2 separate regions of the Homo sapiens genome follow, and region 1 is linked to region 2. A link is a loop called in an ENCODE intact Hi-C map of the cell type or tissue named here. Cell type or tissue: CD14-positive monocyte. All regions are shown on one strand. Each heading gives the region's core, and the rest is flanking DNA. Links, peaks and the distances in the headings are about the cores only. Region 1 overlaps FER1L5 (fer-1 like family member 5). Region 2 overlaps KANSL3 (KAT8 regulatory NSL complex subunit 3).

Region 1 (16,151 bases), core at 3,279-11,278, 47 kb before region 2:
GAACCCCTATTTAGCTACCACCTGTTCTCATTTCCTTTCACGTTAAAAAAATTTACTTTTGAGGCCAGGCGTGGTGGCTCATGCCTGTAATCCCAGCAGTTTGGGAGGCTGAGGCGGGCGGATCACAAGGTCAAGAGATCAAGACCATCCTGGCCAATGTGGTGAAACCCCATCTCTACTAAAAATACAAAATTAGCCGGGCGTGGTGGTGGATGCCTATAATCCCAGATACTCAGGAGGCTGAGGCAAGAGAATTGCTTGAACCCAGGAGGTGGAGGTTGTGGTGAGCTGAGATCGCCCCATTGCACTCCAGCCTGGGCAACAAGAGCAAAACTCCATCTCAAAAAAAATTTTTTTACTTTTTTTTTAGAGATGTGGTTTCACTATGTTACCCAGGCTGGTCTCAAACTCCTGGGGCTCAAGTAATCCTCCTATCTCAGCCTCCCAAGCCCAGCTTTTCAATCAGGTTTCTTAGAAGGTTTGTCTCTGTGCACTGGCTCCTACCTCTCCCTCCCATCTATGGCAGCCCAGCTTCTCTCCTGACCTAAGGCTACTGACATCTTCCTAATAACCAGCAGATATCTCTCAGTCCTCGCCCTTTCTCTCTGCCACATTCAAGATTGCTGGTCACTCCTTTCTGCAAATCTCCACTCCTGAGTCCGCCTCTGCAGGCTCCTGTCCAACCGCTTCTGCAAATCCCTTCTCCTCTTTCACCTGCCTCTTAGACTGTGGCATCCTCATAGCTTCCCTCTCCTTTCATTCCACCTACTCTCCTCAGGCAATTTCTTCCACTACCACAGGTTCAAACCTTGGTGTGTTGATGTCACATCCCTGTGTCTAGTAGGCTCCAGAGCTGGTCTATGTGGATGTCTTACATCACATGTCAGAGATGGGTTTCATCATTTCCCTCATATCTGCTCCTTCTTTAGAGAGCCCACCTTGGTGCATTGCACCCCTGACCACCTCGTCACCCATGGCAGAAAATGGGCCTCAGTAAGGGGAGTCAGCCTCACTTACGTTCTGTTGGTCACTGGCTCTGGCCATTCTGTTTCCAAAGGGTCTCTGAAACCTACCCACCTCCTCTCTAGCTCTCTGCCAGCAAGGCTGTATTCCTGTTTCTCTTGACTGGGTGACCCCAACTTACTCTCCTCCAGTCCATTGCTACTGCTCCTCCTGCCCCTTCCTGCCTCAGTAAGTAGCCCTCCACTGGCTTCAGGAAGAAACCCAAATCCCTTAGATTGTTTTACAAAGCCCTGAGAAACTAGGTCACGAATTAACACAATTTCTCCTTAACCATATCAGGGATTCCTTTTTTTTTTTTTTTTTTTTTTGAGATGGAGTCTCACTCTGTCACCCAGGCTGGAGTGCAGTGGCATGATCCTGGCTCACTGCAACCTCCACCTCCTGGGTTCAAGAAATCCTCCTGCCTCAGCCTCCGAAGTAGCTGGGACTACAGGCGCAAGCCACCATGCCTGGGTAATTTTTGTATTTTTTTGGTAGAGATGAGGTTTCGCCATATTGGCCAGGCTGGTCTCAAACTCCTGACCCCAAGTGATCTGCCCGCCTGAGCCTCCCAAAGTGCTGGGATTACAGGTGTGAGTCATCGTGCCCGGCACAGATTAGGCATTTTATTTTTTATTTTTTATTTTTTTCAGACGGAGTCTTGCTTTGTTGCCCAGCCTGGAGTGCAGTGGCACAATCTCTGCCCACTGCAACCTCCGCCTCCCAGGTTCAAGTGATTCTCCTGCCTCAGCCTCCCTAGTAGCTGGGACTACAGGCGTGCACCACCATGCCCAGCTACATTTTTTTTTTTTGTATTTTTAGTAGAGACAGCGTTTCACCATGTTGCCCAGGCTGGTCTGAAACTCCTGGACTCAAGTGATCCTCCCTCCTCGGTCTCCCAAAGTGCTGGGATTACAGGCGTGAGCCACCGCACCTTGCCCAGATTAGGCATTTCTTAAACTGAAACCTTATCTTTTCCATCAGGGTCCCCCAACCACCGGGATTTGGTGCAGCATGAAGCCACTAGCAGGGCCTTAGTAAATAATCAGGCCGATTGATCAGGCATCCTTACACACTCAACAGCCAGTGGCCAGGGCCTCTCTACACGGTCAGAAACTGGGATCCACAGTAGATCCGGGGCAGACAGGGCTCTTGTTTTTCCCTGGGTTACCTGTTTCCCGCAGTTACCTCTATCCTGGTCACTTCATGGGAGAGATCCTTTATCGTGGAGTCTTGATAGGACTTGATTTGGGTGATTAACTCCAGGAAGACTCGGCCTCGATAAGCTAAACCATCCCTAACAGAGTCGGGAATACACTAGGGCAAGCGAGAGGAAAACGGAGAAAAGGGGTGAGAGAAAAAGAACAGGCCAATCTCCTTTGAAACCCCTGAGGCAAAGACAAGGTTGTCCAGTCACTGCCTGCCCGGGGCTTACTGCAACCACAATCCCGGAGAAGAATTCCAGAAACCTCCACGCCGGGAAACCTCTGGGCATTGAGCCCTCTTCTGCACCCTGGGATCCTGCCTGCCCCATGGAATACCGTGCTCCCACCATGCTTCAGGCTGGGTGGTAACTGTGATTACCACTGAGTTTGCACTACCCGCCTGGCCAATCAGAGCCTGCCCTGCCTCCTTGGCAACTGTGAGCCACGGGGAGCACACATGACCTAAGGAGGACAATTAGAATGCTTCCCTGGCCTTCCCTGCTGGAGGCTGTGTGGTGAGGTTCCCAGCCGGGAAGTCTGACTGAGGCAGGAGGGAATGAGGCAGGGGGGAAGGAGAGTGAGGACCTCCTAGTGGCCTTGAGGACCAATGCCTGTGGTTCTTCCTCAGCATCCTTCCCTGCCTCGTTCCTTCCCAGGGCCTCTTTGCACAGTCAGAAACTGGGATCCACAGTAGATCCGGGCGGACAGGGCTCTTGTTTTTCCCTGGGTTTAAGCCTGTTCGAGTCGGGTTTCTGGCATTTACCGCCATTCCTGAATAACCTCATGCTTCCTCACACTTGCCTGTGCTGTGTCCTCCGTCCTTCGCGCCCTTCCCACCTGCTGAAAATCTTACCATGGTCTCCTCTCAAAGCCCCTTCCTCAGGGAAAGCCCAGAGCTTCCGCTTGCTCCTTTCTTGTGCCCCCACGCCTGTCCCACATGCACGTGGCTGCTCATGGACAGGCTTCACGTCCTCCACAAGACCCCGAGGGACAGAAACCAGGGCCGGGGCCTCGGGGCACGTCCCAGGCCCTAGTGCTTTACATGGGGAAGCTCTACCTCCACTGTACCCTAGAGCTGATGTGAGAAGCTTACAGCGCCTTCTTCCTGGATCCTGAAAGGGGCCTTTTTACCCCCATGCAGAGTCAGGAAGCTGGGGCCAAAGCAGGGCAGGAAGCCGGAGTACACTCCTGGAAGGAGAGAGAGTGAGAAGGGTCGGGCGCAGGACGAGGGGTGTAGGAAGTGGGCTCGAGGCTTTGCTTGCCTTCTATCTCTTCTCCGGTGGACGAGATCTGGTTGAGGGACAGGCTGGCAGTCCCAATCTCATCCGGGCAGTCCTTCTTGCGGCTAGAGAGAAACACACTCCTCAGGCTGAGCCCCCGGCCCAGCTCTCATTTCTTCCTTCCCTGTGTGCTTCAGCCTCCACCAGGTTGCTCACCAGTCCAAGACTCTGAACTTGATGTAGCTGGAGAGGCAGGGTAGCTGTGGAGGGAAGGAGAGAGGTGCGGTGGGTACACATTGGGATGGTCTGGCCCTCGTGGAGATTTTAAGAACAGGTAGGGAGTCGCGGGTCTGGGAGCAAGTCCTGGCTCAGTTACCAGTGAGCCACTTCATCATAGAAAAGCTGGATTTTGAACCAAGCGAATCGAGCTTTGGCTTTAGGGCCTCTTGTTTTCTGGGGGTTTGCTTTGTTTTGTTTCAGACAGGGTGCTGCTCTGTCACCTAGACTGGAGTGCAGTGGCATGATCATAGCTCACTACAGCCTACACCTCTCAGGCTCAAACGATCCTCCCGCCTCAGCCTCCTGAGTAGCTGGGACTACAGGCACCTGCCATCAGGCCCAGGTAATTAAAAACAATTTTTTTTTTTTTGTAGAGACAGGTGCCTTACTATGTTGCCCAAGCTGGTCTCGAACTCCTGGGCAAAAGCAATCCTCCTGCGTAGGGCTCTCAAAATGTTGGGATTAGAGGTGTGAGCCACCTCGCCCAGCTGGGCCTCCCATTTGAATAGGCCCCTTGCAAGGTCCTGAGAGGGGCCTGGAACTTGTCACATGATCGTTTTGTATTTTTGTCTTTAAAATGGCCCTCTGGACAAGCATGGTGGCTCACACCTGTAATCCCAGCACTTTGGGGGGCTGAAGCGGGCAGATCACTTGAGCAGCCTGGGCAACATGATGAAATCCTCTCTCTACAAAAAATACAAAAATTAGCTGGGTGTGGTGGCACTCACCTATAGTCCCAGCTACTCAGGAGGCTGAGGTGGGAGGATTGCTTGAGCCCGTGAGGTTGAGGCTACAGTGAACCATGATCGTGCCACTGCACTCCAACCTGGGTGACAGAGTGAGACCTTGTTTCAAAAAAGAAAAAAAAGTCCCCTAATTGCATAAGCTTCAGGCCCCTCTGACACCTGAGTCTGCCCTGACTGTGGGCTGGTAGATATTACTGTCCTCATACAGCCCCTCGCAGTCTGAATGCACATTCACCAAACCATCTCATGGAGAGGCCGTGGGCCTAGAATGTCTTCATCATGTCTAGCCATCAACTTTTTAAACAGCAGTATATCTGTCTCCTCAAAGAATAAATAATAAACCAGGCATGGTGGCACATGCCTGTAATCCCAGCACTTTGGGAGGCCGAGGCGGGCAGATCACCTGAGGTCAGGAGTTCAAGATCAGCCTGGCCAACATGGAGAAACCCTGTCTCTACTAAAAATACAAAATTAGCCGGGTGTGGTGGCGCATGCCTGTAATCCCAGCTACTCGGGAGGCTGAGGCAGGAGAATCACTTGAACCCGGGAAGAGGAGGTTGCAGTGAGCTGAGATCGTGCCATTGCACTCCAGCCTAGGCAACAAGAGCGAAACTCCGTCTCAAAAAAAAAAAAAAAAAGAATAAATAATAATAGCTGCCTCTTTAGGAGGTTTCTGTTGCCCCTGGCTTGTGCTAAACAAATTCCATAGACCAGCTGAGTGGGCTCTCCTAAAAACCTCATGAACCAGGTGCTATTATTATTCCCATTTTCATATGGGAAAGCTGAGATCAGAGAGGTTGAGTTCCTGAAGTTCTCATGCTACATGCAGTTGCCAAAACCACTCTGCTGTAACCCCTTGAGGACTGTGATTGTCCCTATAAAGAGATGGGGAATCAGGCCTAGAGAGGCAGAGGGACTTGCTCAAGGTCACATAGTAAGGGGTGGAGTCAGGATTCCTACCCAAGCTTCTGTGTCCCATCTCCACTCTGCATTATGGTTTCCTCAATTATTTTTAAAAAGAAAGAAAGAAAAGAGGCCAGATGCGGTGGCTAATGCCTGTAATCCCAGTACTTGGGAGGCTGAAGTGGGAGGATCACTTGAGGCCAGGAGTTCAAGACCAGCCTGGACAACATATTGAGACCCCCATCTCTACCAAAAATACAAAAAATCAGCTGGGCATGGTGGCTCATGCATGTAGTCCCAGCTACTCAGGAGGCTGAGGCACAAGAATTGCTTGAACCCAGGAGGTGGAGGTTGCAGTGAGCTGAGATTGCGTCACTGCAGTCTAGCCTGGGCAACAGAGCAAGACTGTCTAAAAAAAAAAAATAAATAAATAAAAGAAAAAAATCCATGTGTCCATGTGTAAAATAGAGCTGCTGGGTTGAGGCCAGAGTGGGACCCCAAATCCTCAATCCTCTCAGCTGGGGCCTCTTCTCCTTACAGCAGTTCTTGGGATGTGGCTGGGAACCTCCCAGCTTTCCATTTTCTTCATCCCATTCTCCCTGGGTCCTGACAGCTAAGGGGCCAAGGAGAAGAGGAAAGGGCTTTCCAGGTGAGCAGCTAGTCAGTAAGAAAGGAGGAAATTGCCCAGGTTAAGGAAGGACATTGGAAGGGGAGAGATCGGCACCAGAAGGCATCCAGGTCTTCCAAAGTTAGGAGTCCTCCAAGTTCAGATTTATGGCGGAACCACCTTTCCATCCATCCTGCTAATAATTCTCCTCCTGCTTCTTGGTTCCTCATCTAGTGTGCTGCCTCCCCTTCTGCCCTGGGGCCCTCGGACTGACCATTGGTACAGGCCAGTTTTCTGCAGTGCCCTGGGCTCTGCTCCCCTTCTGACCACCTGGCCTCAGATGCTGCCATCTGTGTGGCTGGCTGTTCTGCCTCTTCAGAGAGAGGTTCACACCTGCCTGCTGCATTTCCAAAGGGCTAAAGGCAATCAGGCCAGTATCCAAAGGGCCCCACCCTGGAGACTGTGTTCTGGGGAAAATGGATGAGGTTCCAGGGGTGTTTGAACATCTTCAAATGTTGGAAGGCCTCTCTCAGGGATGAGGGAGGGCCTGGCCTGTGCCATTGGTTCTGAGCCTGTAAGAAGATGAACAGGGCCGGGCATGGTGGCTCACACCTGTAATCCCAGCACTGTAGGAGGCCAAGGCAGGTGGATCACCTGAGGTCAGGTGTTCGAGACCAGCCTGGCCAACATGGTGAAACCTCGTCTCTACTAAAAATATGAAAATTAGCCAGGCTTGGTGGTAGGCACCTGTAGCCCCAGCTACTCATAGCTTAAACCCAGGAGGCAGAAGTTGCAGTGAGCCGAGATCGCGCCATTGCACTCCAGCCTGGGTGACAAGAATGAAACTCTGTCTCAGAAAAAAAAAAAAAAGATGAACAAAGAAGATGAACAGAAGATGAAAAAAGAAGATTTCCCAAGGCTCTGAACAGCCACAGAACATCTGAGGATCCCAGCCCTGTGCCCTCATCACAGGCCGGAAAAGGTGGGAGGGAGCTTGGCAAGGATGGGGGATGGACTAGGCCTCCTCTGAAATGTCTTCCTACTTTCAGAGTCTATAAAATCATCCAAGGAGGCAGGGATTATGAGGAATGGTTGAAAGTGATGACTCACAGGAAGGCAGACTGGGTAGCTACTAGAAGCAGCAAGGAGGGGAGTTCACAGGAGGGAGAAGGGGAGCGCATTAGCTAATTTTGTATTTCACAATGTAAGGTATGAGGAAACAAAACATTCTCTGGGTTGCCAAGTCCATGTCACACAAATTCCTGTGTGCCTGCACTTATGAGAGAGCTCAAGTTATCTCTCAGCTCAAGTTCTCTCTCAGAACTGTGTTCTTATTTTACACACTGCTCTTAGAAGCCTGACTTAGAGTCAAAAGGCCAGTAAGACTCCGCCTTCAAGAGAACTGTCATCCACAACAGCTGATAGGTGACGGAGACAGATTGAAAGGCGATCAAAATCAGACTACAGAACCCCAAAAAGAAAGCATCTCAGAGCCATTTAGTGCAGGAACAAGTAGCCCGGTACTGCAGATAGCCCAGGATAATAACTATGTTCCCATAATGGCTCCAGGCCATCAACAAAAAGCTCTAATTATATTCAGGGCAAAGTTGCTGAGAAGATAAGAAAATGTATATTATCATTTAAAATGTGTCTTTAAAGGGATTTGTTTTGTTTTTATATGTGGGTGAAAGGGCACATTTAAGTTCTCTGGAAAGTTCAGTTGTATGACCCACTCATTGCTTAATACATCTACCATAGAATCTAGTCATTCTGCATCTACATATTTACCTAAGAGAAATGAAAGCATATGTCTATGCTAAGGGTTGTACACAAGTGTTTACAGCTTCATTGTAACAGCCCCAAACCGGAAATGTTCATAAACAAGGAAAGGGATAAGCAAACTGTGGTACATCCATACAATGGAATATTACTTAGCAACAAAAAGGAATAAACCACTGATACACAGCAATGGCATGAATGAATTTCACAATAATTATGCTGAGTGAAAGAAGTCAGACAAATAAGGGTACTTACTGAACGATTCCATTTCTATGAAACACTAGGAAATGCAAGCTAATACGTAGTAACAGAAAGCAGATTGTTGGTTGCCTGGGGATGGGAGGGGGTGGAATAGGAATCACAGGGAGGGATTCCCAAGAGGCATTAGGCAACTTTTGGAGGTGATAGATATATTCATTATGTTGATTGTATGATGGGTTTCCTGGATGTGTACATATTTTAAAATGTATCAAATTGTACATTTCCTTTCTTCCTTCCTTCCTTCCCTCCCCTTCCATCCCTCCTTCCCTCCCTCTCTCCTTCCTCTCTCTCTCTCTCTTTTCTTTTTTCTTTTATATTTTCCTGAGACTGAGTCTCCCTCTGTTGTGCAGGCTGGAGTGCAGTGGCTTGGCTTGGGCAACAGGTTGTTATCACCTACTTAGCTGAAGTGTTTGCTCAAATAAGTAGGTGATACTACCTCGGCTCAGCTCACTGCAACTTCCACCTCCGGGGTTCAAGCAACTCTCCTGCCTCACCCTCCCGAGTAGCTGGAACTACAGGCGCATGTCACCACGCCCGACTAATTTTTATCTTTTTAGTAGAGTCTGGTTTCGCCACTGTTGTCCAGGCTGGTCTCAAACTCTGGAGCTCAAGTGATCTGCCCACGTCAGCCTCCGAAAGTGCTGGGATTACAGGTGTAAGCCACCGTGCCCAGCCAAATTGTACATTTTAAATATCTACAAGTCATACATACCATTGACATAGGTACGTCAATGATAACTCAGTAAGCTGTAAAAGGTAAAGTTTTCCATAATATGTCCTGGGCTTCCTCATGCTCCCTATCAGGCAGAGTCCCCCTTGCCATGCTTTTTGGCCCCCACCCTCTGTCTTCACCCCCACACAATCATCCAAACTTCCCTTCTATGTTAGGGGATGTGGGAGAAGGGTGGGCATGATGGAGGAGCCATACCTGAATCCGGAAGGTCAGGATCTGGTTCCATATCGGGTTGTCGGTTTGGGTCTGCATGTGTGTCCTGAGCTGGAATGTCCCAAAGCAGTGTTGGTGCCAGCCTGCCCCCTCCTCCCTCCACTGACCTCACCTTCCAGCTCTTCCTGTCCAGCCTCCCAGTGGACACCACAGCACAGAGGTGCTTGGGCTAATCCCTGCTCTCAAGACACCTGCACAACTTCTCAGCAGCAACAGCGCCAGTCCTTTGTGTACTTACCCGAGGTGTTTGCCAGATTCAGATTCCTCATATTTTTCCTTAAGTCAGCTTTCAATAGACTTCATTTTTAAATAGATATAAGGCTACTGACCTTACTATATGAGTGTATAGACATATATTTTGCTAGATAAATTCTGAGATCCCAAAAGAAAAATGGGCAAAAACACAGCTAATGGCAGCAGCATGCCTGTTTTAAAACCGTCAGTTGAGTTTATGTGTAAGCAGTGGTATCTGTGGAATCAAGTGTTACTTGGCCTTATTAAACTTTTTAAGGTACACTAAGATGAACACAGAAGTATCAAAATTTTTGAGAACTGCGTGTCACTTACCACCTGAGAACGTTTCACCTAGCTTTGGGGGTACCCAACCACTCACTGGGAAATACTCAGTATGGTGGTTTTAAATATGTTCACAAATTCTTTGGTACTCCTCCCTTCAAAAGATAGACATTATTTTCTCTCCGCTTATGTGTGGGCTGGATTTAACGACTTGCTTGCAACAAATAGAATATGGTAGAAATTCTGCTTGGCAAATATGGAAAATATCTGTTTAACTGTAACCTAGCATTGTCCGAATTTGAACATAGGACCCTTTTTTACCCATGACACCCATCAGCACACTTTGGAAAATGCTATTCCGTATTCATAGAGGTTCATGGAATGTCAGCAACTCTCTTGCCCAGAACCTTCGTTTACACATGAAGAAACTGAGGGGTGGCGACAGTTTCGATGGTGTTCACTCATTGGCATGTTTCATTCACGCACTCATTCTTCCACGTGTATTTGGTTTTTGGGGGGCATCTGGCATGCAGAGAATAAGACGTGGCCTCCGCCTGCACAGAGTTCCAGGTGCAGGGGTGCATACTTCTCTCAGTGGGTGACTGGGAGATGATTCCTGTGGTCTTGCCCACCAGGCCACCCTCCTCTCCAAACTACTTTCTCTAGATGCCAATCTCTCTGGGTCTCAGAATATTTCTACACTTACCTTTTCCCCAATTAGTTCCACCTCCAACTGAGGATTCACTGACTGGTGTTTCTCTATGAACAACAAGTTAAAAGATATCTGAGCCAGCAGCATTTTTCAGGAGGAGGAAATAGGGTGGCGACAGAACAACTGAAAACCCTCCCCTATAATTTAGAGGGGTGCCCCCTGGGCAGACCTGTCTCCAGTTCCCACCATGCCCCTTCTTCTTCCACACAATGGCATGGGGTGGGGGGACATAGGGAGCCTTGAGTTTGCATCTGGCCATCATAGACAGGCTGGGGGTGTGAGACCCGTTTGAAAGGGTGTCCATGGCACCTCCACAGGACAAGTCTGGGAGCAATTCCAGTCTCACCCTGTCCCCCCTACCCCAAACAGTAGTTTAGTGCCAAAAGGAATGAGGAAACTCCATGAGGATCCAGGGTATCACCGTGTAGGGAATCTCAGGGCTGCTCCCTCCCCTGCACCCAGACTCTAACTGAGGTGAAGGTCCTCTGCGCAGTAGATGAAGAGCTGTAAGTAAGCCATGTTGATCGGGACTACCGCTGACTTGAAGATCTGAATATCGGTGTCATCGGTGCCATAGAGCAGCTTTTGATCTATCTGGAGAGACCAGAGAGCTGATATAGTCAAGGTAATGGGGAGGTCACAGGCAAGGACACCAGACTTTGCTTCTCCAACTTCCCACTTGGTGCAGGGGGGATGGGACAACCCTGCAGTGACGCAGCGGACAAAGGAGAGATGTGATGGTCAATATCCAGGGTGAGGCCCAGGGGTGCCCCCAGGAGGCAGCCAGGATAGGAAAGTTTCCGGGGTTAGGGGCAGCTCACCAGGGCCTGGTCTCCCACACCGAGGGCATAGATGGTGACTTTCAGGTAGCCTGTCACACCACTGCCAGGGTTATTTGGCTGGCAGAGGCCTAGCCATTTCCTTAGGAGTGTGTGACCTAGAGAGGCAGAAAGGCCATGGGAGATCTGCCTGCAGCCTCCTTCCTTCTCCCCTGAAACCAGCCTTTGTTTTAGCAGGAGGGGAAGGTGGAAATAGGTCTCAGGCATCCTGCTTTCTATCCAGTGGCAGAGGAAAAGGGGAGTCACTCGTACCACGAAGCAATGATAGCGTGCTCACAAGGCTGCCAGCTGTTGCCTCTAGGAAACAGGGACCCCTGTTTATGCCTTGGGAACCTACTGTTCTCACTGTGGCCTGGTCTGGAACCAGGCACTGTAGAGGCAAGCATTTTCCTCAACCTAGTGTATGTTATAGCCAGGTAAGGTGGAAATTTCCTCTCAAACTTTAATCTTCCAATACTGGCCTCAAAAAATAGAAATCTAACCCAGGATTGTAATATAAGGCTAGCACTTGACCCAAAGGGATGCCCTGAGTTTTTCAGAGAAAAATGCTATTACTATAAATTAAAATAGGCCAGGTGTGGTGGCTCATGCCTATAATCCCAGCACTTTGGGAAGCTGAAGCGGGTGGATCACCTGAGGTCAAGAGTTCGAGACCAGCCTGGCTAACATGGTGAAACCCCATCTCTACTAAAAATAAAAAATTAGCTGGGTGTGGTGGCACATGCCTGTAATCCCAGCTACTTGGGAGGCTGAAGCAGGAGAATTGCTTGAAGCCAGTAGGCAGAGATAGCAGTGAGCCAAGATTGAGCCACTGCACTCCAGCCTGGGCAACAGAGTGAGACTCCATCTCAAAAAATAAAATTAAATTAAAAAATAAGGTAAAATAAAATACCACAATGTACAGTGAAATATTACCAAATACAGAAAATAATTTACAATCTCTAATACTCCCCTCCACCCATGTGTTGGACATATGGGGATTTTAAGATATTCTGACCCTTGGCCTGATTTTTCTCAGAAGACATACATATTTGCCATAAGTATTACCTACCTGGAGAATGGTAGATAAACCCAATATCTGTCTGAAAAGACAACAGTGGGGTGAGGATTAGTTAGGGCCTGCAGCCAAGATTTGTAATACCAACTAACCTGACCCAACTGCTAGCTGTTGGGGCTTCAGTATGTTCTCTGCCCTAACTCCTTTCATCTTTACAGCAGCCTGAGAGGTAGGCCCATTATTACCTCTACTCTGCAGAGGAAGATACTGAGTTTGAGAGAGGTGCCCAAAGTCTTACAACCAGTCAGTGAGAAAGCCTGCATGGAAAAGCTCCTCAACACTGCACTGTGCCACCCTCTCGGCCAAAGCAGCCCAACTCTACCCTACTCCTGGGTCAGGGAAGGGCTCACCGGTCCTGGGGAAGAGGATGGTTAAGGTAAGAGGTAGGAGTTGACAAAGAAACTACGGGTTTTCTCTTTCCCCTTGGAGATAGTTTCTGACACAGAGGTTTGAGGAATGTGGTTCAGGATGGAAGGTGACATATGTGGGGCAAGCTGCCACAGAACATTATGGCCACCCATAATGTGTTCTTAGATACAGCAACACAGCACAACCCATCAAAGAAAAGCTTGATTGGCCGGACGCAGTGGCTCACGCCTGTAATCCCAGCACTTTGGGAGGCTGAGGCAGGCGGATCAAGAGGTCAGGAGATCGAGACCATCCTGGCTAACGCAGTGAAACCTTGTCTCTACTAAAAATACAAAAAATTAGCCGGGCGTGGTGGCGGGCCCCTGTAGTCTCAGCTACTAGGGAGGTTCAGGCAGGAGAATGGTGTGAACCCGGGAGGCGGAACTTGCAATGAGCCGAGATTGCGCCACTGCTCTCCAGCCTGGGCGACAGAGCGAGACTCTGTCTCGAAAGAAAGAAAGAAAGAAAGAAAGAAAGAAAGAAAGAAAGAAAGAAAGAAAGAAAGAAAGAAAGAAAGAAAGAAAGAAAGAAAGAAAGAAAGAAAGAAAGAAAGAAAGAAAGAAAGAAAGAAAGAAAGAAAGAAAGAAAGAAAGAAGGAAGGAAGGAAGGAAGGAAGGAAGGAAGGAAGGAAGGAAGGAAGGAAGGAAGGAAGGAAGGAAGGAAGGAAAGCTTGATAAATTGGACTTCATCAAAATGAAAAAGTCTGCTTTTGAAAGACACTGTTAAGAAAATGACAGTGGCTCACGCCTGTAATCCCAGCACTTTGGGAGGCTGAGGCAGGCGGATCACGAGGTCAGGAGATCGAGACCATCCTGGCTAACACGGTGAAATCCCGTCTCTACTGAAAATACAAAAAATATTAGCCGGGTGTGGTGGTGGGCGCCTGTAGGAGGCTGAGGCAGGAGAATGGCATGAACCCAGGGGGTGGAGCTTGCAGTGAGCGGAGATCACACCACTGCACTCCAGCCTGGGTGACAGAGAGAGACTCCGTCCCAAAAAAACAAAAACAAAAACAAAAACAAAACAGAAAATGAATGGGCTGTCATCCTCTGGAAGAAAATATTTGCAAATCATATATCAATAGTTAGAAAACAAACAATCCAAGGAAAACAAACTAAAGATTTGAACAGTCACTTCACCAAAGAAGATATACAGATGACAGGCACATGAAAAGATGCTCAACATCGTTAGTCGTTAGGAAGGTTTAAATTACAATCACAGTGAAATATTACTACACACCATTAGAATGGCTAAAATAAAAAAGATGGACTAGATCAAGTATTGTGGAGAATGTGGGGCAACTGAAACTCTAATACACTACTGGTGGGCATGTACAGTGGCAGAACCTGTTTGGAATTTTGGAAAAAAAACTTTTAGAAATTTTCCTTAAAAAGTTTAACATACACGTCCGGGTGCAGTGGCTCACACCTGTAATCCCAGCACTTTGGGAGGCCGAGGCGGGCTAATACAAAAATTAGCCAGACATGGTGGCGTGCACCTGTAATCCCAGCTACTCGGGAGGCTGAGGCAGGAGAATCACTTGAACCCGGGAGGCAGAGGCTGCAGTGAGCTGAGATCGCGCCACTGCACTCCAACCTTGATGACAGAGCAAGACTCTGTCTCAAAAAAAAAAAAAAAAGTTGGCCAGGTGCGTTGGCTCACGCATGTAATCCCAGCACTTTGGGAGGCCAAGGTGGGCCGCTCACAAGGTCAGGAGTTCAAGACCAGCCTGGCCAACATGGTGAAAACCTGTCTCTACTAAAAATACGAAAATTAGCCCACACGTAGTAGCAGGTGCCTGTAATCCCAGCTACTCGGGAGTCTGAGGCAGGAAAATCATGTGAACCCAGGAGGGGGAGGTTGCAGTGAGCCGAGATCACGCCATTGCACTCCAGCCTGGGCAACAGGGCAAGACTCCATCTCAAAAAAAAAAAAAAGAAAGTTAAACATATACCACATATACCTACCATATGATTTAGTCATTCTGCTTCTACATATTTTCCCAAGAGAAATTAAAACTTCCACACTCAGATTTGTACACAAATGTTTACACGGCCCCAATATAGCAGCCTCAGACTGGAAGCAATCTAAATGTCCATTAACAAGGGAATGGATAATTAAACTATAGTACATCCATATGCTGGACTATTACTCAGCAATAAAAAGGAATGAACTGCTGACAAGTGCAACAACATGGATGAATCTCAGAACAGCAATGCTGAGGGAAAGAAAGCAGACACAAAAGGATAGAGAATGTATGATTCTATTGATATGAACTCTAGGAAATACTTATCTATTAATAAGAACTCTAGGAAAGAAATGTTCATATAATAACAGAAAGCAGATCAGTGGTTGTCTGCGGATGGAGGGGGTGGGATGGGAATGAGACGGAGTGATTCCCAAGGTCCATCAGACAACTTTTGGAGGTGACAGATGTGATGAGTATATTCATTATCTTAATTGTGATGATGTTTTCTTCTGGGTGTGCACATATTTTTAATATATCAAATTGTACATTTTAAATATGTACCATTAATTGTATGTCAATGACACCTCAATAAAACCATAACATAAAAAAAACAGGGCAAGGCATGGTGGCTCATGCCTGTAATCCCAGCACTTTGGGAGGCTGAGGCGGGCGGATCACTTGAAGCCAGGAGTTTGAGACCAGCCTGGCCGACATGGTGAAACCCCATCTCCACTAAAAATACAAAAATTCGCTGGGCATGGTGGCACGTGCCTGTGGTTCCAGCTATCCTGGGGGGCTTAGGCATGAGAATTGCTTGAACCTGGGAGGCAGAGGATGCATGAGCCAAGATCGTGCCACAGCATTCAAGCCTGGGTGACAGAGCAAGACTCTGTCTCAAAAAAAACTATATATATATATATATAAATTAAAAAATAAAAATAAAAAAACAGAATAGAAATTCAGTCACTCCCAATGAAGCAACAGATCCAGGCAATGATCATCATTAGCTGTTAACAACATAAAATGAGAGACCAGCAGACATTCTGTGCCTTCTGCTAAAGTCACTTTGCCAACAAATTGGTTCAGACTAATCTAAACTCTAGATAGGGAAATGGGGTGGGGGAATGCAAAATGATTCCCTGAAGATGAAATCAGCAAAACCCAGACCAGAGAAAACACTACAGGTCCAACTACCCAGTTTCCTTAACAAATAAGTTGCAAATTAAAAAAAAAAAAAAAAGAGGAAGTGGGGGAGCAGAGAGGACCAACAGAATAAAAGGAAACTAAAATGCATATTAACCACTTGCAATGAGTGGACCTGGTTTAGAATCCTGATTTGTTTTTTGTTTTTGTTTTTTTGAGACAGAGTCTCTCTCTTTTGCTCAGACTGGAGTGCAGTGGCAAAATCTTGGCTCACTGCAACCTCTACCATCTGGGTTCAAATGATTCACCTGCCTCAGCCTCATGAGTAGCTGGGATTACAGGCATGTGCCACCACACCCAGCTAATTTCTGTATTTTTAGTAGAGATGGCCATGTTGGCCAGACTGGTCTTGAACTCCTGACTTCAGGTGATCCGCCTGCCTTGACCTCCCAAAGTGCTGGGATTACAGGCGTGAGCCACCGTTCCCAGCCTGGAATCCTTATTTGAAAAACTGTAAAAGAAATATGTAAAACAATTAGGGGAATTTGAACATTGACTA
Region 2 (16,151 bases), core at 4,600-12,599:
GTTCTTGTGTCTGCGTGCCATGGCATGTGACTTAGAGGACCTTTGAAAATGATTTCTATTTGCTGGCATAGTGATGTAGTCCTGAAGATGTTGGGCCAGCTTTTTTTTCCCTCCAGATGTTTGTCAAATGTGAAGTTTCATTAGTTGCATAGCTTTTGAAAGACATTTAATAAAATTTTCCTGACACATGATACTTCTCAGAATTGCTCAAATGGATTTTAGGACATTTCCAACATTTTAGTGAAAGAATGTAGTAGTATCCAAAAGCAGGCTTTCTTATCTTAGAAATCAGAACTTCTGAATTCCAGCCAAAAACACCCCATTTTCCTTTTCTGAGCCTTCTTTAGTTTTATATTCAATATTGTATGTATCTGTATAAATCTTAGGTTGGATGTTTGAAATTTTAAGTCCAAGGTCTTTGAGTTATCGTCCCTCCTTCCCCTCCCCCACCCTCTTTATTTCCCCTTCCTTCATTCCTTCCCTTCTTCTAGTGTTTAGACAAAGAATTTTATAATCTGAAAAAGGAAAGTATGACTGTTGAGTTTATCTGATGTACTTTGTGTCTCCTTGTTTGACTTCTGGTTAAAAAAAAATCCTTTAGATATTTTAATGTTGAATTAATTAGTCTTCTTTGAAACAGTATCCAAAATAATGATTACCTTTGAAAATACCAGATATTTTCAGGACCAATGTTATATTTTGGCTGCTTTGAATAGAATGAGCCAGAGGTCAGCATATCATTCAGGTTCAGTCAGAGCAGGGAGAACAAAAGATTTTCTGATCTCATCTAAGAAAGGAAGAAAAGACATTTTTGCCCTCATGAAAATTGAATAGGCGGGTGGGGCACGGGGTGGGGAGTGCCAGTTGGCTCACCACAGTTCCCATCAGCTATTTGACTGTTTAGGCTTGTATTTAAAATTCTGTCTCCTGTTTTTAAAATTTTTGCTAATTATATCTCTTGCATGCTCTTTATCTTAATCTTGGTTTAGATCATTTTTTTTCTGCCCACTTAATTTTCTAGCCTCCCACGAAGCTGACAAAATATAGAGATCATGTTTCAATTCTTGGAGTCACTTTGTTATATATCCAGCAGCAATCCTAAGAACTTTTTCTGGGATTTTGGACTCTCAACGTTGTGGTTTTAAAATTTAATTTCAGCTGTCATTGGTGTATGGTAATAATTTCTAAATAGCTTTCTAACCCTCTGCATCTTGCATTCACATCATTTTCCTTACTCCCATAATTTTGGATTGCAGAATTAATACAGAGTAAGAAAAACAAATAGGGAAAGCATCATTATGTAATAAAAACAGGATAATTTTGGAAATGCTGTTGATATTTCATAAATAAATTATACCTTATTCTCTGTTGTTGGAATTAAAGTTTGCAACGTGATCAATAGGCTTTGAGAAAGCTCCAGAGATTGTTGAACATGAAAAATTGTATTCGTTGCTTAACCTGGTTGATTATAAATTAGCATGATTGCTAGAGGTAAGGCTGCAGTATACTACTACTTTCAAGATGCTACAGGTCCTTTATACCTATTACTTTCAAAGAACTGGAAATCTAGAGATTTTTGTTTTTTTGGTTTTGTTTTGTTTTTGAGATGGAGTCTCATTCTGTCACCCAGGCTGGAGTACAGTGGGGCGATCCCAGCTAACTGCAACCTCTGCCTCCTGGGTTCAGGCGATTCTCCTCTCTCAGCCTCCCGAGTAGCTGGGGTTACAGGCTCGTACCACCATGCCCAGCTAAGTTTTATATTTTTAGTAGAGACGGGGTTTCGCCATGTTAGCCACGCTGGTCTTGACCTCCTTTCTGACCTCAGGTGATCCGCCCTCCTTGGCCTCCCAAAGTGCTGGGATTACAGGCATGAGCCACCATTCCTGGCCTTATCCAGAGATTATAACACAGATAGCCTTTGGTTATTTCCATTTGAAGAAAATTATCCTACAGAGATACTTGTATGAGTATATAAAATATAGATAGATAGGGCTGGGCATGGTGACTTCATACCTGTAATCCCAGCACTTTGGGAGGCTGAGGTGGGCAGATCACTTGAGGTCAGGAGTTTGAGACCGGCCTGGCCAACATGGTGAAACCTCGCCTCTACTAAAAATATAAAAATTAGCTGGGCGTGGTGGCGGGCACCTGTAGTCCTAGCTACTCTGGAGGCTGAGGCAGGAGAATCACTTGAACCTGGGAGGCAGAGGTTACAGTGAGCCGAGATCACGCCATTGCGCTCCAGCCTGGACGACAGAGCAAGACTGTCTCAACAACAAGAAGAATTAATAATAAAATATAGATAGATATGTATGTATATATTTGAGGAAGGGAGGGGTGGTCACTGCAGTGGCTTATAAATTGCAATAAAAAATGCACAACCTAAATGTCCACAAATAAGGTAGAACTTACTTAGCCTTTGAAAACAAAGAGGTGTATTAACATGGAGATATATCCATGTTTCCAGAGAGCTTTTTCAAATGACTTGTAAGCATCCTCTGTCTCCTCCTACCACCATCAAATTCTCAAGCCCACCTGAGAATCACTGTACATAAGAGAGCTACTACTCTTGTGAGTCTGCTGTGCATCTAAGTAATGGACAGAAAACAGGATAATGAACCAGTGGGGCTGGAGCTTCCGGTCTCAACAAACCTTCCCAGTTCCAAGGCATCCTGAGTCCCAACATTGAGTTGAGGCTTTCATCCCTTCAGCTTTGAAGTCCAGAATCTCTGAATATCAAACCACAAAAACTGGATCCTGATGAAGTAGCAGAGATTAAGCCAAGATAACTAGGGAGGAATAAGAAACAGGACAATTCCAAGAAACCTCAGACTGCTTCTAGTACCCCCAAAAGGGGGTTACAAAAGGATGGGTGGCTTTGGCAGTTAAGAGGGGATTTAGCTCTAGCAAGGAAAGCTTCTGAAGATGGAGGGCGCTTCTGAAGAAGACAGTCATCCCATTTTGTTTCTCTAATCTCGGATTTCGACTGCTCTCAACTTTTGCTGCTGTCAGTAATCATAGCTAACCTGAATTTTTTTTTATTGTTAGAAGGAACTTAGAGGTAATCTAGCTGTATCTATTTTATGGACAAGAAGACTCAGGGCACATAGCTCTTTATTAGAGGGTGGGATAGAACCCTTGTCCCTAGGTAGGGTTCTCCTGGATCCTGTAACTGTGGTTAAGTTGTAAAACTGGAGATGTGGTAGGTGGAGATTTTATTTTACAGAAGGAAAAGGAGTTGGACCATTGTTTTCCTCCTTTCTAGAGGGTATTTGCTCTATCCAGGGACATTTAGATAGTTGTACAAAGTGAATAACAAAGGGTAATTTGTCCTCCATCTGCATACTCACTGGGCCATACTGTTGGTGTTCCTAGAACAATGACCTGTAGAAATTAGAGTATCTTGTGGGGTGGGATATGATGGAAAGGATGCTGGTCTCTTACGAAGCCAGAGAAATTGAGATTGTTGATGTTTCAAGCAGCATTCTTGCAGTTTGACTGTCTTGGTATGGCGAAAGACATAAATCATGTGCCTGTGTTCCTCTTTGCTCCTCCGCATTAATATGGTATGGAGTCTGAGGGTTTGGATAGGGACCTGGCTGTTTACAGAACTTAGAATGCAGTGTGCACACAATTCATCCATTTATTTATTCAGCAGATGTTTAATTCCCCAGTATTTGTGAGGCTCTGTTTTATGTGCTGGGGATATAGCACTTAAAACTAGCAAAAGTCCTGGCCATCTTGGCCTTTTACACCCTGGCAGAGAGAAACAAACTAAACAAATAAATAGCATGGATAGAATATGAGGTAGTGGTATGGCTGGAAAGCAGTTTAGTGAATCCTAGGGTAAGACTGGAGGGTTACAGTGTTAAATAGGGATAGGTCAGAGCAAGCCTCAGCAGAAGGTGACATTTGAGCAACAACCTGAAGGAGATGAGAGAGGGAGCCATTGTTTCAGGTTGGCGTAATGAAGGGCAGGGCCCTGGTCTGTGATGCAGGAGCATGCCTGTTGTGTGTGCAAGGGCAGGGGAGTAGAGGGTGCTGTGAGGGAAGGCGGCGTGACTGAAGTAAGTGAGGATCAGTCATGGATGATAAGATCTGAAAGACATGGAGTCCATGCAGCCCATTGCAAGGACTTTGGCTTTTAGCTGATTGAACTGGGGCCACTGAAGGACTTTGAGCAAAGGAGTGACATGATCTGACTTAGGTTTTTCAATTAATTTTTCCAAATTGGCTTTTCCAAAAGGTTGTACTAATTTATATTTCCATCAACAGAATACAGAGAGAGTTCTTTTGTACCCTCACAACAACAGAGAATTATTAAATTCTTAATTTTTACCCATTTGATAGGTGAAAAATAATACTTTATTAATTTGCATTTGTTGGTTCTTTTTTTTTTTTTTGAGACGAGGTCTTGTTCTGTCGCCCCGTGGCATGATCATACCTCACTACAGCCTTGATATCCTAGACTCAAGCCATCCTCCAGCCTCAGCCTCCTGAATAGCTGGAACTTTGGGCACCTGCCACTATGCCTGGCTAATTTTTTGATTTTCAGTAGACAAGGTCTCACTTTGTTGCCCAAGCTGGTCTCAAACTCCTGAGCCCAAGCTGTCCTCCTGCCTCAGCCTCCCAAAGTGCTGGGATTATAGGCGTGAGCCACTTTGCCTGGCTGCATTTGTTTAATTTTTTTTTTTTTTTTGAGCTGGAGTCTCTCTCTGTTGCCCAGGCTGGAGTGCAATGGCACTGTCTCAGCTCACTGCAACCTCCGCCTCCCAGGTTCAAGCAATTCTTTTGCCTCGGCCTCCCAAGTAGCTGGGACTACAGGCGTGTGCCACCACACCCGGCTAAGTTTTGTATTTTTAGTAGAGACAGGGTTTCACTGTGTTGGCCAGGCTGGTCTCGAACTCCTGACCTTGTGATCCGCCTGCCTTGGCCTCCTGAAGTGCAGGGATTACAGGCGTGAGCCACCACGCCCAGCCTGTTTAATTTTGAAGTAGAGTTGACTTTACTTCTTTTGTGACCTGCCTTTTTGTGTTCTTTGACCTTTGAGTATTTCATCTTTTTCTTATTAATTTTCTAGAGCCTCTTTCTATTTTAATGAAATGGCAGTCATTTTCCCATTGTGTTTTGACCTTGTTTATACTTTTTAAATTTTTTTTGTTTTTTATTTTTTGAGAGACATGTTGCCCTGGCTGGACTTGAACTTCTGGACTCCTCCTGCCTCAGCCTCCCAAGTATCTGGAACTACAGGCACATGCTACCACGCCTGGCTTAAAGTTTGAATTTTTTTTTTTTTTTCAAGACAGAGTCTCACTCTGTCACCCAGGCTGGAGTGCAGTGGCGCAATCTCGGCTCACTGCAACCTCTGCCTCCTGGATTCAAGTGCTTCTTCTGCCTCAGCCTCCGGAGTAGCTGGGACTACAGGCGCATGCCACCACGCCCAGCTAATTTTTGTATTTTTAGTAGAGATGGGGTTTCACCATATTGGCCAGGCTGGTCTTGAACTCCTGATCTCGTGATCCACCCACCTTGGCCTCCCAAAGTGCTGGGATTACAGACTCCTGGCCAAAGTTTGAAATTTTTATGTAGTTACATTTCTCTTTCTTCCTTTTATGTCTTCTTTTTCTTCCATCTGAAATTTGATGTAGAATGATATGTAGGGATCAGATTTTCTTTTTCCAGTTGTGGTTGTCTCAGCCCTACATTTAGGGACTTTATCCAGACTGATTTGAAATGCTACCTTGATCCCATTCCAGGGTCTCATTTGGGTGTAGCACCCAGGTAATTTTTTATTTTTATTTTTATTTTTTTTGAGACAAGGCCTCACTGTCACTGAAGCTTTGAGTGCAGTGGCATGATCACGGCTCACTGCAGCCTCAACCTCCTGGGCTCAAGCGATTCTCCCACCTCAGGCTCCCGAGTAGCTGGGGCTACAGGCACGCACCACCATGCCCAGCTAATTTTTGTATTTTTTTTAGAGATGGGGTTTTGCCATTTGCACAGACTGGTCTTGAATTCCTGGACTCAAGCGATCCACTCCACTTGGCCTCCCAAAGTGCTGGGATTATAGGCGTGAAGCACTGCGCCTGGCCACCATCAGCTTTTTTTTAAGGCAGGGAGAATAGGAAAACACATATTAATAGAGCATCTTCAATTGCCTTTCTTTTGGTATCTTTAGGAAGGTCACTAGCCAGAGTTAGAGCATCTGAGTAATTAAGATTGCTGGGAGTGGGGTGAAGGGGGACAATAATAAGCTCCATATCACTAAACTGGGTGTGATGAGGTGGAGATAAGAACAGTAGGATAGATGTCTGCAACACACAAAGCCTCAGTAAGTAATAGGTAAGCAATAAGCAATAAGGTAGATGTGTGAATACCAGTGCCGTATGCTGGGATGATAACATATTAGCTTATATGGAGCAGGCCTCTCAAAAATAAATTTGCTAATTGTGTGGCATATAGAAAAAATACAAAAAATATATATGGAAAAGAGAGATTAGTGTGGGGTAGAATATTGAGGAGTGGAAGAATAGCCTCTTTATTGGTTATATTTCTGCTATATTTTTGTTCTTAAGCCTAGTTTAAATAGAATTCTTACCTCAGTCTGAGATTTTAGTACATTAAAATGCTTGCTGATCCTGTCTGCCTTTTTGTGTGAAATATAAAACTTATGAAATTCAAATATGTCGTCTGTTCAGTGGTGCTGTGCGTTTATTTATGATTGGAATAATTTTAGCTACTAAGTAAGTAATTAGCTTTGCTAGCCTGAAAGACTTTTTTCATGACTAGTCTTGACTTGTACTGTGTATATTATTGTGTGTATGTGTGTATTATTAATACAAGTGTGTGCTGTGACGATTTGATTTGGTAGGATTGAGACCAGAAGAATCTAGGTCTTGTGTTTTAGGTCAGTGGTCTTAGACTAAGCTACTTCGTTTTACTGTTCCCTAGCAGAGACATAAAACTATGGCATAATCTTCTTTATATGGTGTACATACATGGGGAGCGTCCCCAGGGTTTGACTATAATTCCTCAGAGTTTCCCTTATAGGACTGGCTGGACAATGGCCCAGAACAAGCTATTCAACAAGATCCTCAAAGCCCTGCAGTCTGACCGGCTTGCCCGCTTGGCCAACGAAGGGGTAAGACACCAGCAATCCGCCCACAGTGGGCTCTTCGTAGTTCAGGCCTCACTGGCTGACTGACTTGTCCCCCTGCTTGTTAACCAGGTAGTCCTCATGTTTTATTACTTCCACTTACATCCTTCAGGCTTGTAATGAGCCAGTGCTGCGCCGTGTTGCTGTGGACAAGTGTGCAAGGAGAGTGCGGCAGGCTCTGGCAAGTGTGAGCTGGGATACCAAGCTGATCCAGTGGCTGCACACCACCCTTGTGGAGACCTTGAGTCTGCCCATGCTGGCAGCCTACCTGGATGCTTTGCAGACGCTGAAGGGGAAGGTAAGGCTGTGATTGGGGTCTGCCCTGTCCTAGGGATAGCCATCCTCCCCTGTGGGTTCAGGATGTGGGGTTAGGCAAAGTAATTATCTGGTCGGTCTGGAGTGCATGGCCAAAACTAATGGGTTTGGTACTAAAATTGGGAGACAGGGTATCATTTCACATTTGTGTCTGGTGTAAACGTTTTCAGCCCTGCTGGCTCCAGGATGAGGTATGGGGCCTGAAAACCAGAGTATACATTTAGCCTTCCTAGCCTTGCAGCTTGTGGTTTGAGTCATGGCTGAATTGAATTATCATGAAGGAGACGAAGGGTTTACCAGGGAAGAGTTTGTTGAGAAAGGTGACAGAAGCAGACCCTTGGTGCTCGGAGCACTGGGAGATTGCAGAGCAGGAACGTGCCGTGATGCCTTCAATTCTGCTCCCCAGGGCATGAGCCTTTAGTAGCAACACTTAGACTTTTATAATTCAGTACAAACATATCATTATAGTTCCCTGCTTTCTTACTTAGTATTGCACAAAGTTAAACTGTTTTTCTTGGTGATTCCAGTGATTGCATCAGGCTATCGTCAATGTGGTAGAATGCGGATGCTGGAGGCAGATTGCCTGGCTGATCTCAGCTTTGTTACTGATTAGCTGTGTAAGCTTGGACTGGTGTCTCATCTCTAAAATGTGGCTGATAATAATAGCTATCTAGGATTTTTATGAAAATTAAATTAGTTAATTCAGGTAGGGGGCTTAACACAAAATTGGGCACATAGTAAGCAGTGAGCCCACAGTAATTATTATTACTAATATTAACAGTTATTTAAGTAGTACCCTCATAGGTTCTTGAAATATTTGGGGTGTTTTGCTCCAATACAAAATGGCCTCACGGCCGGGCATAGTAGCTCATGCCTATTATCCTAGCACTTCGGGAGGCTGAGGCAGGAGGATCGCTTTAGCTCAGGAGTTTGAGACCAGCCTGAGCAACATAGCAAGACCTTGTCTCTACTAAAAATAAAATAATTAGCCAGGCATGGTGGCACACGTCTGTAGTCCCAGCTAGTTAGGAGGCTGGTGGGAGGAGGCTGTAGTGAGTTCAGTCCCACCACTGCACTCCAGCCTGGGTGACAGAGGGAGTCCCTGTCTCTAAGAAAGAGAGAGAGAGAGAAGAGAAAGAACCAAATCAATCCAAGTTGTCTGAGGCCTTTTTTTTTTTTCTTTGGAGACAGGATCTTCCTCTCTCACTCAGGCTGGAGTGCAGTGGCACTATCATTGCTTGCTATAACTTCGAACTCCTGGGCTCAAGCAATCCGTCTGCCTCAGCCTCCCAAGTACTGGGACTAGAGGTGTGTGCTACCACCACACCCAGCAAAGAAATTTTTTTTTTTTTTTTTTTTGAGACAAAGTCTCACTCTGTCGCCCAGGCTGGAATGCAGTGGCACGATCTCGGCTCACTGCAACTTCTGCCTCCTGGGTTGAAGCAATTCTGCCTCAGCCTCCTGAGTAGCTGAGACTACAGGCGTGTGCCACCCCGCCCAGCTAATTTTTTTTGTATTTTTAGTAGAGATAGGGTTTCACCATGTCTCGATCTCCTGACCTCGTGATCCGCCCGCCTCGGCCTCCCAAAGTGCTGGGATTACAGGCGTGAGCTGCCGTGCCCTGCCACACCCAGCTAAATTTTTAATTTTTTTGTAGAGACGGTCTTGCTATAGGCTCGTCTTGAATTCCTGGCCTCAAGCAGTCCTCCCATCTTGTCCTCCCAAATTGCTGGGATTACAGGCATAAGCATGATTCAGTTTTTGACACTTTTTTTTTTTTTTTTAATAGTTTTACTTTCTGCTTCACAGGAAGCTGGCTCATCTTGCTGCTGTAAGTTGCCTGGCCAACACGTTCCCTCAGCCACATCCCCAAAACTTGCAGACTCATTGTTTCTTATGTGTTTTTAAGTTAAAGGGTGCCAAGTTTGTTAGAAGACTGGTTTAGTGCTGAAATAAAACTCAGGACTAGATACATTAATGATATTCATGGTAGGAAATTTGACACTAGTTTTTTTGTTTAACTAATACTTATTTTGGGCCCTACGTGTGTCAGGTACTGGGGTGAGCAAAACAAAACTGGTCCCTTCTCTGGTGGAGTGTATTTTCTAGTGAAGAAAGAGACAAATGAAAAGGGAGTCCCAGACTTTCCCCTGTACTGCTCCCCTGTAGTAGAAACCCTGGACCCGGGAGGTGAGTGGTGGGCAGGTAGAGTGTGGGGCCCAGACTGGATCCTGGCAGACAGAGAGTGGTGGCCCAGAAGTATCGTAGGCATCTTCACATATGTTCTCCTCAGCATTCTACCTACGGTAAAAGTGTAACATTGGTGAATACACTGTAGGAGATGAGTGTTGGTAGTGGCCAGGGTCTCAGTTCTCTGGTGACCCTGCTTCACTCACTGTGGCTAGCATAATTTCCCTTTAAGGAGGAATTTGTACTGCTGCCCTATTTAAGTTACTGACTGGACATCTCCTGGGTGCATGTCGGATATTATGAGCATGGCAGACCACTGGGGGGACTCCATAGCATGCATAGTTGGGTGTTTTCCTCCCATGCTGCTGGGCCACGGTGTGGGTTGACTGGAATAGTGGAAGGCTCGCTGGTACACCAGTCAGCAAGGGCCTCAGACTCAAGGCAACATCCTCTCTGGGCTGTGCTCTCCGCAGTGGTTCCTCTGCCATCGGACTCTTATTTTCCCATGACTATATTTAGATTCACAACAAATACTTTGGTTGTTTCCCAAAGGATATAAATGATTATAGGATTGTTTTACTTTTAAAGTGCCTGCTGGATGTGAAAGCGCAGGTGGATGGGATCATGCTCTTCACCCAGCTACTTTCACTATTAGATCCATTATGATAAAGAGGGCAGAGAAGGTATAGACCTTAGCCTTTTAATTGGCTGTTGAGAGTGAATGCAATGCTGGAAGGGCCAGGGAAGCTTGGTCTTCCCAGCTCCAAGTGGAAAAGTCAGTATTGATTTTTTATCCCTTGTTGACAGGAAGCAAGTGTCAAGGCTTTTTGGTTTCAAAGCTATATACTACTGTTAGATAAAGCTTAACCCAGGGTCACATCCTTTGCCTCAAAGTGTTGAGTGGCTCACAGTTCTAGAGTGAGTTACAAAGAACATGAAGATCCTTTGCAGTTTGGTCTTATCCTTTGCGGTTTGGTCCTATCCTTCCTACTGGCTTTTTACATCCTCCTCCTTCCTTACTTGCATCCTTGACTTTTGTCCATCTGTGCCTGGAATAAGCTCTACACATTCTTGCCTCTTGCTGGTGTCTCTGATGGGAAGGCTTTTCTCTCATCTTCTGTTGGAATCCTGCCTGTTCCAAAGAGCCTGTCTCATTTCACATGCTGTATCTTTAGATGAAAATTGCCTCTTAACTTCTTCTCCATTGGGTGGTTTGAATCATAGCAGTTTGGGCTTCTGTTTCTTTCATGGCAGTTATCGGTCTTTCCCTATTCCTGTCCCCCACCATTATTTGTGTGTTTGTCTTCCTTACCTCTTGTAGATTAAATTCCTCTGCAGTACTAGCCTGGTACCTTGTAAAAGCAGTTGCACGAATATTTCTTTCCTGAGTTAAACTGAGAAAGTCTAATGGTTATAATTCTCTAATTTCTCATACAGAAATCCTTTTAGTGTCCCTGTTTTTAAATTAAGAGCAACTTATCTTCTGCTATTTTTGGAGTTTTACAACTTGCATCAAACCGTAGTACTTTTTATTCTCCAATTTTTCAAAACCTTTTTCTTTCTCTGAAAACTGCCTCTAATATTTAAACATTTTTCCTTTCCCCTAGGTCATTTTGACCTTTTGTGGGTAGCATGGAATTCGCAGATATTTCTTCTCAGTGTAAGCATCAACATGTCTGAAACCTATATTTGCACATCTGTAATGTCACATTTCTGGTAGATAGTAAAAAACAGACATGAGATAAAGTACACTGTATATAGTATAGCAGGATATATATTTTTGTACATAATAACAGATTTATTTAGTACACCACAGCTTGAAGGCAGTACTCTAGAAGAAAATGGAGATTTAAAAATATTATAAAATCAACTGATACTCATTGAGGAAATTTAGGGAACATAGAAATCTGTAAAGGAAAAAGTCACCCATAAACTCCATAGAGATCATTATTAACATTTTGTCTTTTTTTTTTTTTTTTTTTTTTTGAGACAGTCTCCCTCTGTTTCCCAGGCTGGAGTGCGGTGGCACACTCTTGGCTCACTGCAACCTCTGCCTCCTGGGTTCAAGCGATTCTCGTGTCTCAGCTTCCTGAGTAGCTGGGACTACAGGTGTGCAGCATATTTTCTTTAAAATATGATTCTATTATATTCATTGTTTAGAAATCTGTTTTATCCCACTTAATGTATCTTTTTTTATTTTTTTAATTTTATTATTATACTTTAAGTTTTAGGGTACATGTGCACAACGTGCAGGTTTGTTACATATGTATACGTGTGCCATGTTGGTGTGCTGCACCCATTAACTCGTCATTTAGCATTAGGGGAGTAGAGATAATTTTTTTCTTTTTTTCTTTCTTTCTTTTTTTTTTTTTTCTTTTTTTTGAGAAGAGTCTCACTCTGTTGCCTAGGCTGGAGTGCAGTGTCATGACCTTGGCTCACCACAACCTCCACCTCCCGGGTTCAGGTGATTCTCGGACCTCAGCTTCCCAAGTAGCTGGGATTACTGGTGTGCGCCACCACACCTGGCTAATTTTTGTATTTTTAGTGGAGACAGGGTTTCACCATGTTGGCCAGGCTTATCTCGAACTCCTGACCTCAAGTGATCTGCCCACCTTGGCTTCTCAAAGTGCTGGGATTACAGGCATGAGTCGCTGAGCCCAGCTTTGAGTAGAGATAATCTTTATATTTTCTATTTTACCTGTAACATTTTAGCAAAATTATTTCTGTGTGTTATTATATATCCTTGTAAATATTTGAAAGCTGGGTGCAGTGGCTGATGCCTTTAATCCCAGCACTTGAGGAGGCTGAGGCGGGTGGATCATTTGAGGTCAGGAGTTCAAGACCATCCTGACCAATATGGTGAAACTCCATCTCTACTAGAAATACAAAAAATTAGCTGGGTATGGTGGTGCACGCCTGTAATCTCAGCTACTTGGGAGGCTGAGAAACAAGAAATCGCTTGAACCCGGGAGGCAGAGGTGGCAGTGAGCCAAGATCAGGCCACTGCACTCTAGCCTGGGCGACAGAGCGAGACTTTGTCTCAATAAATAAATAAATTCTTGTAAATATTCGAAAATAATCTTTAATATCCAATTAGGTAGATAGTTGACTAAACTACTCCCTTACATATGCACATATATATTAAATTGTTTTTACTTTATTATTATTCATAGTTAATTTGTCTCTGTGCATAATTGTCCCCATCCTTTTGTGTGTGTTTTTGTTTCTGATACGTTTTCTTTGGAAAGGTTCTCAGAAGTAGAAACATTTGGAAAAGGGATGGGAATACATTTAAGTCCCTTGCTGCATATCCAGACTGCTTTCCAAAGGATTGTACACATTCACTTTTCATGGTGGGAGCATACTTTTCACCCGCTTATTTATATATATTCTTGATCCTTAGGAGGTTTTCAGAGGCTTAGTTGAAGTCTGTCTATGGCTTATAGTGGGGCTCTGTTCTTCTGCTTGATTGCTGGTGGTGGAAGGTCTCCTGCTTTACACTGGAGTCATCTTTGCTCTTTCTTCTTTGTAGATCCCAACCTTGATTGACCGGATGCTTGTGTCATCCAACACAAAGACTGGGGCTGCAGGAGCTGAGGCCTTGTCTCTCCTACTGAAGAGGCCCTGGGACCCTGCTGTGGGTGTGCTTTCTCATAACAAACCAGTAAGTTGGATGGCTCAGGACTTAACAATGGTACATAAAAATTTTAGACTCAAGCCTTAGAACCTTGGCAGGAGGATAAATGGCTTCTTTAACTATTTATTATTATTATTATTTTTTGAGACAGAATCTTGCTCTGTTACCCAGGCTAGAGTGCAGTGGCACGATCTCAGCTTACTGCAACCTCCACCTCCTGGGTTCAGGCAATTCTCCTGCCTCAGACTCCTGAGGAGCTGAGATTACAGGCATGCACCACCATGCCCAGCTAATTTTCAGTAGTGACAGGATTTCACCATGTTGGCCAGGCTGGTCTCAAACTCCTAATCTCAGGTGATCCACTTGCCTTGGCCTCCCAAAGTGCTGGGATTGCAGGTGTGAGCCAGCATGACTGGCCAGCTTCTTTAACTATTATTAATAATTTATTTTACATAGTGCTTAACATAATTTCACAAGCAAAGGAGCATTGGTTGGGATGAGAAAGGTATTGGGATACTTGGAATTTCATGAAAGGACACTTCTCACTCACTGGTTTTTGGGTGGGATTCTTCCTCTTTAGAGCAAACTCCCTGGCTCTCCGCTGATTCTCATCGCCTCCTCTGGTCCCTCCAGCTCTGTGTTTCCCACTTCACGCCGCCACCGCTTCTGGCAATCTCAGCTGTCCTGCTTGGGCAAGGTATGTGTGGGGGCAAGAGGAACTCCTTCCTGGCAGGGAATATAGTCTTGGAGGATTGAGGAGAAGAATATGTGGGAGGAGGTCAAAATGGGTAACTTGAATGTGGAGCCTCCTCTAACCCTTCTTTCATGTGGAGCCTCCTCTAATCCTTCTTTCATGTGGAATTCCAAGGTTTTGGGTTTAGGTTAGGTTAAACAGAATTGAAAGATTTGAAACTTACCTCTGCTGGTGTGGGGGCTACTTCTTTCCTTCAGGTCATCCCTGTAGCCACCCATCTGCTGAACAATGGCAGTGGGGTAGGAGTTCTACAGTGTCTCGAGCATATGATTGGGGCAGTGAGAAGCAAAGTGCTGGAGGTGAGAATGCCCGTATTTCAGTACATTGTGGCATACCCAGCATTCTGGGGTTGTTCTGCACCTATCTTTGGCCTCCTGTCTTACTGTCTTCTTTCTCTTCCCATGAAGATTCACAGCCATTTCCCACACAAACCCATTATCTTGATTGGCTGGAACACAGGAGCTTTGGTGGCCTGTCATGTAAGTAATTTCTATCTTATTTGGAGGTTGTCCTGGGATGGAATACCACTAATCATAGCTACCATTGAGTCCTTTACTGTGTGTCAGGCTCTGCGCTAGATACTTTACCTATATAATTACATTTTAAACTGTAGAAGACAAATTTTATTAAAACAATTTTTAATTTATTTTGGAAAACTTTAAGCAGAAACAAAAGCAGGTGTAGTATAATAAACCCCCGGATCCTCACCCAGCTTTACCAGTGATCAACTCTTGGCTGGGCTTGTTTCATCTCACCCTGCTCATTTTCTTTCTCCCCTAGATTGTTTTGAAGAAAATCCCAAATATAATAGCATTTTCACATACACACACACACACACACACACACACACACACACATATGGGTATATATCTGTGGAAAAAAAAAAAAGATCCCTTTTTTTCTCTAAACATAAGTACCATACTGTTCTCCCACCTAAAAAACAACAGTAATTGTAGCTGGCAAATATTAATAGCTCTGGAATTTGATGCTGTGTTCATTTCAGTCTTTTTCCAAGACATCAAGGAATCTTTTCGTATTTTACATATATTTGTATGTCTGTCAGTTTGTGTAAGTGTCCCTCATGTCCAAACCCTTAATTTTGCTTCATGCAGTCCAATCAAGTGTGATAGCTATGAGAGGAAGAAGGTCCCCATAGTCCCTGCTCCCAGGGTGTTAGGCCTTAGCAGTTTGCTCCAAGAAATCTAGGCTGTCTGGTAGCTATCCATTAAGTTCAATAGAGAGAATTTTTTTTCACTTAAGGGTTAATGGCAACATTGTGTTCTCTTGACTATATTTACTATTTGTGGAGAAAAATGGAGCAGGAGGGCTCTAGTTGAGGGGGTTGACAGGGTAGGAATACTGAACCTTCTATCCTATGGTTCAGCCACCTGCTGGGGTCCTCTTAGGGCCCCAGTTCTCTAGGTAGTGGCTGCTTATGGAATGACATACCTTGTGTCTTGTGCTCTTACTGCTGCCATTGTGGCAGAAGATGCACCCGGATATTAGGACAGGAGAGGAAGAGGTGAGACTGTCTGGTGGGTCTGGACCACTCCTGGATTCTGGGTAGGCTGAGGTGCCATGAACTCAGTTGACGTTTAGACAAACTGTTCTGTTATTTACAGGTGTCAGTAATGGAGTATGTCACTGCAGTTGTCTGCCTTGGGTTTCCTCTGCTTACTGTGGATGGCCCCAGAGGGGTAAGAATGTGGTAAAGCTGAGTGCTGGGTCATTGGCAGTGGGAGCGCGAGTGTGCATGCCTTGTCCAAGCTGATGCTGAGGCTGACTGCAGTTGCATGGCTGATCCTCCTTAGTGGAGTTTCTGGGTCAGTGCTTTGTGAATATGAAGAAGCCGATTCTAAAACCTATACCTGTTTTAGGATGTAGATGATCCCCTCTTGGATATGAAGACTCCAGTCCTCTTTGTCATTGGTCAGAATTCCCTTCAATGTCACCCTGAAGCCATGGAGGACTTCCGGGAGAAGATTCGAGCTGAGAACAGCTTGGTGGTGGTTGGGGGAGCTGATGACAATCTCAGGTGGGTGGATTCTCCCAGAGCTGCAAGAGAGCTGTGTTACAGTGTTAGAGATAAGCCTGGAAGC

The links. Hi-C counts contacts between places; a loop is a spot of excess contacts. Peaks named below come from ENCODE experiments on the same cell type or tissue, not always from the same donor. Only the 100,000 strongest peaks of a DNase experiment are listed, where the experiment ranks them.
Region 1: it touches region 2 in a loop (2.0-fold over the local background); 5 of 110 quality-filtered maps call a loop at or near these places.

What each region holds. Positions count from the first base shown.
Region 1 is chr2:96,656,287-96,672,437 of GRCh38, reverse strand. FER1L5 (fer-1 like family member 5) reads right to left here. Exons shown (of 53, transcript NM_001293083.2): 10 at 12,067-12,097; 11 at 10,998-11,113; 12 at 10,647-10,770; 13 at 10,171-10,223; 14 at 8,931-8,999; 15 at 3,644-3,687; 16 at 3,470-3,552; 17 at 3,301-3,395; 18 at 2,191-2,319. Among named protein-coding and RNA genes, the nearest start is that of FER1L5, 22 kb to the right of the region's middle. RefSeq lists enhancers at 10,374-10,874, 10,875-11,375. In CD14-positive monocyte, for the core only: no CTCF peak of the experiment used is centred there; DNase peaks (open chromatin) are centred at 7,117 and 7,707; H3K4me3 peaks cover 1,390 bases; H3K27ac peaks cover 2,655 bases.
Region 2 is chr2:96,610,662-96,626,812 of GRCh38, reverse strand. It overlaps KANSL3 (KAT8 regulatory NSL complex subunit 3), which reads left to right. Exons shown (of 21, transcript NM_001115016.3): 4 at 7,051-7,141; 5 at 7,269-7,454; 6 at 13,194-13,325; 7 at 13,879-13,995; 8 at 14,250-14,351; 9 at 14,460-14,531; 10 at 15,675-15,749; 11 at 15,930-16,087. Among named protein-coding and RNA genes, the nearest start is that of KANSL3, 20 kb to the left of the region's middle. In CD14-positive monocyte, for the core only: no CTCF peak of the experiment used is centred there; DNase peaks (open chromatin) are centred at 8,032 and 9,312; H3K4me3 peaks cover 1,853 bases; H3K27ac peaks cover 4,596 bases.